Linked DNA regions of Mus musculus: region 1 is linked to region 2. Evidence: chromatin loops called from intact Hi-C (ENCODE). Cell type or tissue: left cerebral cortex. All regions are shown on one strand. Links, peaks and the distances in the headings refer to the core of each region. The heading gives the core; the rest is flanking DNA. Region 1 overlaps Tmem196 (transmembrane protein 196). Region 2 has its middle 17 kb from the start of Macc1.

Region 1 (5,389 bases), core at 172-5,171, 550 kb after region 2:
GAAGAAGAAGAAGAAGAAGAAGAAGAAGAAGGAGAAATAATTTTTAAATAATAAAAACATATCATGGTCATAATAGTAAGAAACAAACCAACCAAAAATCCAAAACAGAATAGCATGGTACATTCCTGGGATCTAGGAAATATAAACACTGTGATCCAGGGATTCAAGGTCATCTTTAGCTGCATTGTGAGTTCAAGGCTAGCCTGAGCTACATGAAACAGTGTCTCCAAAAACAAAAACAAAAACAAAAACAAAAACAAAAAACAAAAACAATGAGATGGAAAGATGTCTCAGCTATTAAGAGCATTGACTGCTGCTCTTCCAGAGGTCCTGAGTTCAATTCCCAACAACCACATGGTAGCTCACAAGCATCTGTAATGGGATACAATGACCTCTTCTGGTGTGTCTGAAAACAGCGAGACTGTACTCACAGATATAAAATAAATAAATCTGTTGTTAAAAAAAAGAAAAGAAAGGAAGGAAGGAAGGACATAGTACTACCGGAAGATCCAGCAATACCACTCCTGGGCATATACCCAGAAGATGCTCCAACATGTAATAAGGACACATGCTCCACTATGTTCATAGCAGCCTTATTTATAATAGCCAGAAACTGGAAAGAATCCAGATGTCCCTCAACAGAGGAATGGATAAAGAAAATGTGGTACATTTACACAATGGAGTACTACTCAGCTATTAAAAAAATGAATTTATAAAATTCTTAGGCAAATGGATGGATCTGGAGGATATCTTCCTGAGTGAGGTAAACCAATCACAAAAGAACACACATGATATGCACTCACTGATAAGTGGATATTAGCCCAGAAACTTAGAATACCCAAGATACAATTTTCAAAACACATGAAACTCAAGAAGGAAGACCAAAATGTGGATACTTTGTGCCTCCTTAGAATGGGGAACAAAACACCCATGGAAGAAGTTACAGAGACAAAGTTTGGAGCTGAGACAGAAGGTAGGACCATCCAGAGACTACCCCATCCGGGGAGCCATCCCATAAACAACCACTAAACCCAGACACTATTGCATATGCCAGCAAGATTTTGCTGACAGGACCCTGATATAGCTGTCTCTTGTGAGGCTATGCCAGTGCCTGGCAAATACAGAAGTTGATGCTCTTAGTCATCTATTGGATGGAACACAGAGCCCCCAATGGAGGAGCTAGAGAAAGTACCCAAGGAGCTGAAGGGGTCTACAGCCCTATAGAAGGAACAACAATATGAACTAACCAGCACCCCCAGAGCTTGTGTCTCTAGCTGCATATGTAGCAGAAGATGGCCTAGTCAGCCATCACTGGGAGGAGAGGCCCTTGGTCTTGCGAAGAAAATATTCCCTAGTACAGGGAAATGCCAGGGCCAGGAAGCAGGAATGTGTGGGTTGGGGAGCAAGGCAGAGGGACGGTATAGTGGACTTTCGGGGTAGCATTTGAAATATAAATGAAGGAAATATCTAATAAAGATAAAACGAATAAAAGAAGAAAGGAAGGGAGGGAGGGAGGGAGGGAGGGAGGGAGGGAGAGAGAGAGAGAGAGAGAGAGAGAGAGAGAGAGAGAGAGAGAGAGAAGAAAGAAAGAAAGAAAGAAAGAAAGAAAGAAAGAAAGAAAGAAAGAAAGAGAAAAAGAAAGAAAGAAAAAAGGAAAAAAGAAAAAGGAAAAAAGGAGGTAGGAGGAGCAGAAAATATATAACAATAAATAATTATAAAATTAATACTTGGAATTTATTGCTCCTCACAATTTGAATCTCAGATGCTCCATTTACATATTTCATGTTGTCTCCCTCTCATTACTTAATTAATTATTATTAATCATTATTATAATTATTCTTTCTTCATCTTAGCAATATTAGTGGCTTACATACACTACTTGCAATACTAGAGTATTCTGATTTTTCTCTGTATAATTAGTCTTATCAGTATGTTATACACTTTGTCATAATTTCTTTGTACTTATTCATGCCTCCTTCTCTATGGCTGAATGACTCCCTGGATCATTTCTTATAAAACACACATGAAAAAGGCATTCTCTTAGCCTCTATTTGTGTCTTTATCTTTTTTTTTTTCATTTTGCAAGGATAGCTTTGCTGAGTATATTCTTGGTTGAAATAAATTTTTGTTGATATTTATTTACCTTGTCTCCTATGGTTCTTATGAAAATTGTGTTACATTTTCTACTGCAATTTAAAGTTTCTGCTGAGATGTCTTCTGTATTATAAATTCAGACACCTTTACATGTTATTTGTTTCCTTTTGCTTTCAACATTAATAATCTTTTGTCTCTTATTCCTTGGAGAAGTAGATTAGAAGATGGCTTGAGATAAGTTTGGTTACCTAGAACTGAACAGCTTTGGTCCTGGAACCCTATCTAGGGGTGGCAGCAAGAAAATAAAGAAAAGACAAAACCACATACCACATACATCAAAGCTAGGATAAGATGAAATTTGCTATATCCACCCCCGCCCCATCTGTGTATTCATTAGGTACAGCTGGGGTTGACGCTGCTAGCCTTGGTAGCAAGTTTCTGTAGGTGAACAGTCTGAAGCTATAACCATCCAGAAGAAGGAAGCTGCAGTTTTTAGGGTTTTATACACTGATCAATAGTTAATAAACACTTACACCTTGATTCCCACAGAATTTTTTGTTATTTCACTTGAGCCTCACCCATATGGGTAACAGCTCTGCCAATTTTCCATGGATCCAAAGTCTTGGCGTCCTTAACTTGTCTTTCCTACATCACAATACATACTTGTTTGGGACTTCCTCTGGTTCCTACATTTGATTGAATTAATTCTGAATGGTGGCCTTTGACCATCCTGTACCTACATATTTGTACCCTTCTCTAGGCTTGGAAAGTGCTCTATTATGTTCTATTTGAATAACATTTCTATCCATTTAGCAAACTCACATTTCCCATGAACCTTAAAAACATAAAATTTCCTTTTGTTTTTAATGCTATCTCAAAGAATTCATAGCTTGCTTTATTTCTATTCAATTTTGTTGTTTACTTCTTTGTGGTTATTAGTATTGTCAATGTGTGGATTTTAGAATCATCTCTTAGATAAAACTCAGTGTGTTTGTGAGTTTATTATCAGAGTGTTTTAATATCTAGGAAAGCATACCCTGGTTGAAAGGGACTGTCCAAGGGTCTCGTGTTGGGTAAAATGGGAAGGGGCAAAAATGAACACCAGCAGTCACCTCTATTTCCTGACCTCAGCTATCTCACACTTCTGACCACCACCATGAATTGTATCTCTTCTTAAACTGTTAGTCAAAATAAATCTTTGCTTCCTAACAAATGGTTTTGTAGGATTTTTCTTTCATGTCAACAAGCAAAGTAATAATGCATCCACTGAATGAGTATTTTCCAAATCCTGTCTTCTTGCTCTCTAATTAGCCCATCTATTTGATCCATGGATGTCATCTATCATGTTTCAAGTTCAGTTACTGTCTTTCTTAATTCAAATTTTTGTTTTATCATTTAAATAGCTTCTGTCTCTTTGCTAAATTTTCCTATCATATTGAATAATTCGGGTTTTTTTTTTCTTTCTCGTGTTCTCTTTTCGTAAAGGTCACTGTGTTTCCTTAAAACAAGTGCTTTAAGGGGCTGGAAAAATGGCTAAGTTGTTGAGAGCATATGTTGCTCTTGCAAAAGACCTAAATTGGGTTCCCAGTACAAATGTGTTGGTTCACAACCAACAGTAACTCCAGTCCCAGAGGAACTGATGCTCTCTTCCAACCTCCATGGGCGCTAGAGTCACACACACGGTGCCATACATATATGCAGGCAGAACATTAATACACATAACAAAATAAATAAATCTAAAAAATTAATTTAAAACTTTTAAATTCTTTATCTAAGATTTACCCATATTAGTTACTTAATTTTCAGTGTCTGGTAAGTTAGTTTGACTGATAAGTAAGGTCATGTTTCTAAAAGTTCTTCACAGTGCTGATAAACAATTTGATGCTTCATTAAATATCTAGATCAATATTCCAGTTACCTTGATCCACTTTTACTTTGGCTTTTCAAAAATTATAAACAGCTTCCTGATTTTTCCTCAGCCTAAAGTGACTTATATGTCAGCACAAGATGACACTATCAGTTCATGGTTCCCACTAGGTCCTTGTTGGTGTACTACTACTATTCCAATTCTAGAAGGCAAATCAAATTCAGGTCTGTCCTATATGTACCATTGCTGTGCTGTTCAACATGATCTGGAGGAGTATTTAAAATAGTCAGGTTGTACTCATAATTCTGTCCTTGTAAGCAGGGACAGCCCAAAGATTGCTCCCAAAACACCATTCTCTGTTTAAACAGTCCAGAAATTTCCTCAGGGATAAGTCACCCAACGAGGAGAATCCTCAGATTCCATACTATACTCAGTCAAACCAATGTTAAAAAGTACTTTGTCATATCTTGGGCTTGCAGGCCCACACTGCCATGGGCTTCCTCTATTGAGGGCCTTGTGCCTTGGGGCCCACAGTTGGAACCGCCAGAAACATGATATCGACAAGATAGAAGCACAATTACTTGGGTGTACATACCTCCAGGCCTTGAGGAATTGTTCATGGACACTGATCTGAAAAGAGGAGTTACTTAGATCTGTCAAGTACTAAATGGAACCCAAAATTTCGTTTTATCTTTTAAAAGCTTCTGCCTCTTTGCTAAGTTTTCCTATCATTCTCAAACACATATTCTCTGTTTTCATGGAGGTCGTTGAGTCTCCTTAAAACAAGTGCTTTAACAGGCTGGACAAGTAACTAAGTTCAAAAATTAAAAACAGCATACTGATTCTTGAGTTCCACATCAACACTTGTATCTTCACCCTGCCCAATCCCAACAAATGGATTCTTGCTATATCTTTTGTTATCTAAGGATGGTTTAGTGGAGAAGGAAGCTCCTTATCTACTGAGACTGAACTAAGTTGGGCATTATCTGAGGGTAACTGTTATAACAACCAGTGCAGTCTCACAGTGCATTCAGGGACTGCACATGGTGGAACTAGAAATGATAGATGCAAAACCATAAATCTACTCTACCAGGACAATTGTTTGCCTAGATCTGCAGATGGTCCTAAGACTCCATGTATGAGACTAGGCCTGTACATAGGAATACTTTGTTTCTTTATTACTTTTGTCCTGTTGCTGAGTGTTAGTGCAGTGGGCCTGACACTGAACTTTAGGCCAAAATTCTGTGCTAGCTTTGGTGACCTTTTCCCAAACAGTAAAATCTCACTCCCTCTTCTGCTCCCAGAAGCTGGAAGACCTGATAGATTCACTTAGCTGCCAAACTAGTGCATTTATAGTGTTTTGGTGCTTTACATACCTATGGCAGGATATTTGGGGCTCTGCTTAATACTGGATTTTGCTGTGAAGAG
Region 2 (5,389 bases), core at 185-5,184:
GCACTACCATTCTTAATTGTGTGATTAGGCAAATTAGCTTAATCCCACTATACAGTTCTATGCTGTTTTATTTCATATGAATTCCTCTAACTCTTCTTTTTAAATTTAACTTCTATTTCCACAGTTCTATTAAGGTAAAATTGTCAAAGATTCTTCAAACTTAATCCGTATAATCTATTTTCATATTTGAATACATGATGAAATGAAGTCATGGTCTTTTATACAGTAAGACAATATTCCCCATATAATTAGGAATGAAAACATAAATCTTGGTTTAAAAAACACAAGACCTTTATAAATTTTTATAGTTTATAGTTTGCATATTTGACATCTGATTTTATTTCTAAACCTGCCTTGTGAACCATGACATGCATAATCCTCTGCCCTAAATGAATAAATAAATATAACATTTTTCTAAAAATAGTCAATGGTGTAATAAATTGTTCTTGAAACACTAAGTGTAAAGACCAAATGAGTGGATATTATAGCTGTGGTGGTTTGAATGAGATGTTCCCCATAGTCTAAGGCATTTAAATACTTGATCACCAGTTAATAGTGCTGTCTGGGAAGGTCTAGGAGGCATAGCCTTGCTAGAGGAAGTACATTGCTGGAGGTAAGCCTTAAGATTAAAAGACCTCCTGCCAGTGATAATTTACTCTCTTTGCTTTGCGCTTACATCAGCATTCTGTTACAGATGTCATGCCTTTCACTTGCTGCCATGCCTCCCTGCATGGCAGACTCTTACTGCCTTGAAACCATAAGCCCAAATAAACCATTCTGTAAGATGCTTTGGTCAAGGTGTTTTATTGTAACAACAGTAAAGCAACTAATACAGAAATTGTGATTGATTACTCATAAAGGAATGTGAATATTAATTCACATATGAATATATAAATTAATTTTAACTTTATTTGGAACTCAAATTTTCTTGCTTTAGCCTCCTCAGTGCTGGGGTCTCAACCATCCATCAGTGTGTCTGGCCATATACATTCCTTTAATGTATGATTTATATTTTTATGATAGTATGTTATGTGAATAAATGAGAATGTGGCATTTGGAATGATATAAAGTAAATGTCAAAAGTGTATTTTGGGAGGATGAGAATTTTATTATTGTACTTTTCTGTATTAAATGTATTTGCATGCACATAAGACATCAAATTATAATACATATCTTGCTTTTATTTCATTTTATTATTTTTAATTATGTATGCATGTATGTACATATGTATGTATGTATGTATGTGTGTGTGTGTGTGTGTGTGTGTGTGTGTGTGTGTATGTATATATTCCTATCTCCACAAGACTGTAGGTGCCATTAAAGGCCAGAGGTGTTTAATCCTTCTGGAGCTAGAACTACAGGTAGTTGTGAGCTTCCTAACATAGGTATTGAGAATTGGACTCAGGGCCTCTGGAAGAGCTTTATATCTCTCCAAACCATAGATCTTGCTTTTGAACAAAAATATTATTACATTTTTTAGTAATTTCCTGTATCATTATGTATTTGCTAACATTGTTTTTGTTGACGATATAAAATTTACATAACCATTCTAAAATGTCTTTCTTCCACATGAGTTCTAGCAGGTAGTTTCACTGTCTTTTAACTTAAAAGGTTTGGAATAATTTCTTCACATTTTTTTCTTGCACTACAATGAACTCTGTGCATTTTAGATAGGGGAAGTCTCACCACGGTAATTATAGATAAGTAGCTATCTAGTTCTCTGGCAAGTCCCGTTTAATAGTCTTATATCTTTTGACACACATTGACAGAGTGCATTATTTACTTTGAACCATTCCATCAATACTGCTAAGAGCTTACTTCATGAGTCCTGGCAAGTGTTGGGATCCAAAGCTGACTTAGGCAGTCCCTGCTCACAGAAGTCACACTGCAGTGCTCAGTCTATGCTGCTCTTTCATTCATGTAATCATCTGTTCACTCACCCAATTCCTTGAGTCTGTTTATTTCTAAAAGTTACATTGGTACCTGTGTACTAAAAGAGAAGCAATTATCCATATTACACATGTTCAGGTGACACAATTACTCTTTAAAAGATAATAGAGTTCATTTAGCCCCACATTCAGAGCTAATTTCTTCAACAAAACCAAAAGTGCTAATCTCAGCTGTCCTTGTCAGCCCTAAAGTAAGCTAATAGCAGTGTCTCTGGTATGACCTGAATGATGGCATGGGCTAAGATGGCATGTAGCCAGGATGAATCAGATTGTCTGTGTGTCAGAGGCTTTTGAAATGAGTAATGGTGGGTAAATACACATTCATATGAGCAGCTAATCTCAGTCTTCACCATCTATTTACTTTGGTGCTGAGCTATGGAATTCCACCTGAACCACAAGAAATAATGTCATAAAGGAGTCAAGATTTTCCTATGCAATATTTAAGTGTTATGTCTATAACATGGTCCCAATAGGTCTCTTGGCCAGTGGACTATTGTCTTAAAAGAATATTATATATTTGAACTGCAATTTACTTTATATGCCCAGCAATGTGCTTACATAAGACAAAACAAGTGAAACATTCATATTCTCAGAACCTCATATTCCAGTGCCCCTTAGTAGTCTTTGTGTAACAGAAGCTCCCAGTGTGTGCGCGCATATATATATGTATGTAAGTATGAACTCTGTCTTAGACTCTGTCTGTTTTGCTGTTTCTTTTTTGTCTTTTGTCTTTTTTTAAAGCTCCAAATTGACTTTTATGCAGAGGAATGGTTTAAAGTCACTATTTTATACAATGCTGTCCAGAGAGGCCAGGGAGCAAGCGAGGATGGTATAAAATCTTAGCACTGCTCTCTAGAAAGACCCTGAGCTGACACCAGGTGGTGCTATGCACAAAACTCTAGGCATTCCTCCAGTAGCTCCTGATCTGGTGCCTGACTGCTGTTCCTCAGAATAGCAAAAGATCTCAGCAGAGAGAAAAGTCCATTTACCTTGGAGTAAAGGCTGTATGGACAAATGGATGCTCCCACTTACAAAGGTTCATAATGGCTTTGGGCTGCTTAATGACTTCAAGTTTTAAGTTGATTTTATGAAAGAAAAATATTGAAGGATGATTCTGACTTCTGAGGATTTCCTTTGCATTTGTTTTTCCATTTCTCTTATAAATATACTTAATTTAGTTAGAATCCACATACTTGTATATTCAAAAATACATTATGTTTAACAGTGGTTATATACAAAATATTGATCTAAGAGTATGTTTCTGTGGTTACTAGGATTTGTGATTAATTCTATACATTAATGATGGAGCAAGAATAGGCTGAAAGCCATTACATTTTACTGCGAAAATACTGATAAATTCTAATTATAACAGTATTTTTCAGTTATCCTTTCCAAAGAGATGCAAGGACTGCAGTCAGATTGAACAATTTAACTAGATTTAACTAGAATGACACTTAAATCTACATAGTGTTTCTCCTTTTTTCTACTTTCTAATATTTTTTCATGGTACTAGGGATTGGACTCTGAGCCTTTATCATATCAGTAAGCACTTTACCTATGAGCTACACATTCAGGACCCTCCTTTCTAATGTTCTTATAGCACATCGTATTCTTCTTTAAAACCATCACAATTAAAGCCAGGATTAGTGTATAACATCTGCCCAGGATTTTCTAGCTTTCATAGTCTCTGGTGAGAAGTCTGGTGTAATTCTGATAGGTCTGCCTTTACATGTTACTTGACATTTTTCCCTTACTGCTTTTAATATTCTTTCTTTGTTTTGTGCATTTGGTGTTTTGATTATTGTGTGTCGGGAGGAATTTCTTTTTGGTCCAATCTATTTGGAGTTCTGTAGGTTTCTTGTATGTTCATGGGTATCTCTTTCTTTAGGTTAGGGAAGTTTTCTTCTATAATTTTGTTGAAGATATTTACTGGCCCTTTAAGCTGGAAATCTTTACTCTCTTCTTTATCTATTATCCTTAGGTTTGGTCTTCTCATTATGTCCTGGATTTCCTGGATGTTTTGGGTTAGGAGCTTTTTGCATTTTGCATTTTCTTTGATTGCTGTGTCAATGTTTTCTGTGGTATCTTCTGCACTTGAGATTCTCTCTTCTATCTCTTGTATTCTGTTGGTGATGCTTGCATCTATTACTCCTGATCTCTTTCCTAGGTTTATATCTCCAGAGTTGTTTCCCTTTGTGATTTCTTTATTGTTTCTATTTCCATTTTTAGATCCTGGATGGTTTTGTTCAATTCCTTCACCTGTTTGGTTGTGTTTTCCTGTAATTTTTTTAAGCGATTTTTGTGTTTCCTCTTTAACAGCTTCTAGCTGTTTACCTGTGTTTGCTTGTATTTCTTTAAATGAGTTATTTATTTCCTTCTTGAAGTCCTCTATCAGCATCATATGATGTGATTTTAAGTCCAAATCTTGCTTATCCGGTGTGTTTCGGTATCCAGGACTTGCTGTTGTGGGAGAACTGGTTCAGACGATACCCTGTAGCCTTGGTTTCTGTTGGTAAGGTTCTTGTACTTGTTTTTCGCCATCTGGTTATCTCTGGTGTTAGTTGGTCTTGCTGTCTCTGGCTGGAACTTGTCCCTCCTGTAGACCTGTAAACCTTTGTCTTCAGTTCCCAGGTGCAGATGGTAACAGGAAGGACCCTGTCCCAGCTGCTCTGCTGTTTGTGTGCACTCTTGACTGGACCTGCCTTGGAAAGTTACCAGAGAGAAAACAGAGATCTTACCTCCAAGCCTGGGAGTCAGAGCACTCCCTGGAGACCAGCTCACCTCTGGCAGAACCCATGCACAGAGGGCTGTGGGACAGCCCTAGCTCCCGGGTGCAGATGGCTACCAGAAGGACCAGTGGTACATACCTGAAATTCTAAGACTTGGGAGACAGAGGCAGGAGAACCAGGAGTTAGGGTCATCCTTTTCTACAAGCAAATTTCAGACCTGCCTGAACAGTAAGCGCCCAAACACAAAACACACAATTAGCATCGGCTCAGGTGTGCTAAAAATAAAAAGGAAATCTTTTTAAGCAATGCCTGTTTTTTATTGAAAGTTCATAATATTTAATTTTTATTTAAAAAGATATAAGTTGCAATTTAAAGTATTATTTTATTTTCCTTCTGTAGATGAGAAAATTGGTGCTGAGATTAGTGAATTCATTTCTAGCTTTTGACTCAAAATTACACATTACACCTTTAATTACAATGGCAATTTTCCTTCTACTTCAGCCCACTATATATACCTCTGCTGTCATGAGTCCAGGCCTTCTTTTTGGCAGAAATAATGACAATAGATGGTAAAACTGTATGTGAGTATGGAAAAGAGATAATATAGGGTCTTAAGACATTACTAGTTGGCAAGTGTTTCTGTTTCTTAGTGAAGGAGAGAAGGAAAAAGGGAGGGAGGGAGGGAGGGAGGGAGGACTAGAGGGAGGAAGG

What was found. A loop is a pair of places that touch in the nucleus more often than their neighbours do. Peaks named below come from ENCODE experiments on the same cell type or tissue, not always from the same donor. Only the 100,000 strongest peaks of a DNase experiment are listed, where the experiment ranks them.
Region 1: a loop joins it to region 2, with 5 times the contacts of the local background. A loop is called at or near these places in 11 of 42 quality-filtered maps.

What each region holds. Positions count from the first base shown.
Region 1 is chr12:119,975,290-119,980,678 of GRCm38, forward strand. The region is part of intron 1 of Tmem196 (transmembrane protein 196); the gene reads left to right. Among named protein-coding and RNA genes, the nearest start is that of Tmem196, 32 kb to the left of the region's middle. In left cerebral cortex, for the core only: no CTCF peak of the experiment used is centred there; a DNase peak (open chromatin) is centred at 2,469.
Region 2 is chr12:119,424,174-119,429,562 of GRCm38, forward strand. It overlaps a transcript of Macc1 not described here. Among named protein-coding and RNA genes, the nearest start is that of Macc1, 17 kb to the right of the region's middle. In left cerebral cortex, for the core only: a CTCF peak has its summit at 2,827 (motif pointing right); a DNase peak (open chromatin) is centred at 2,834.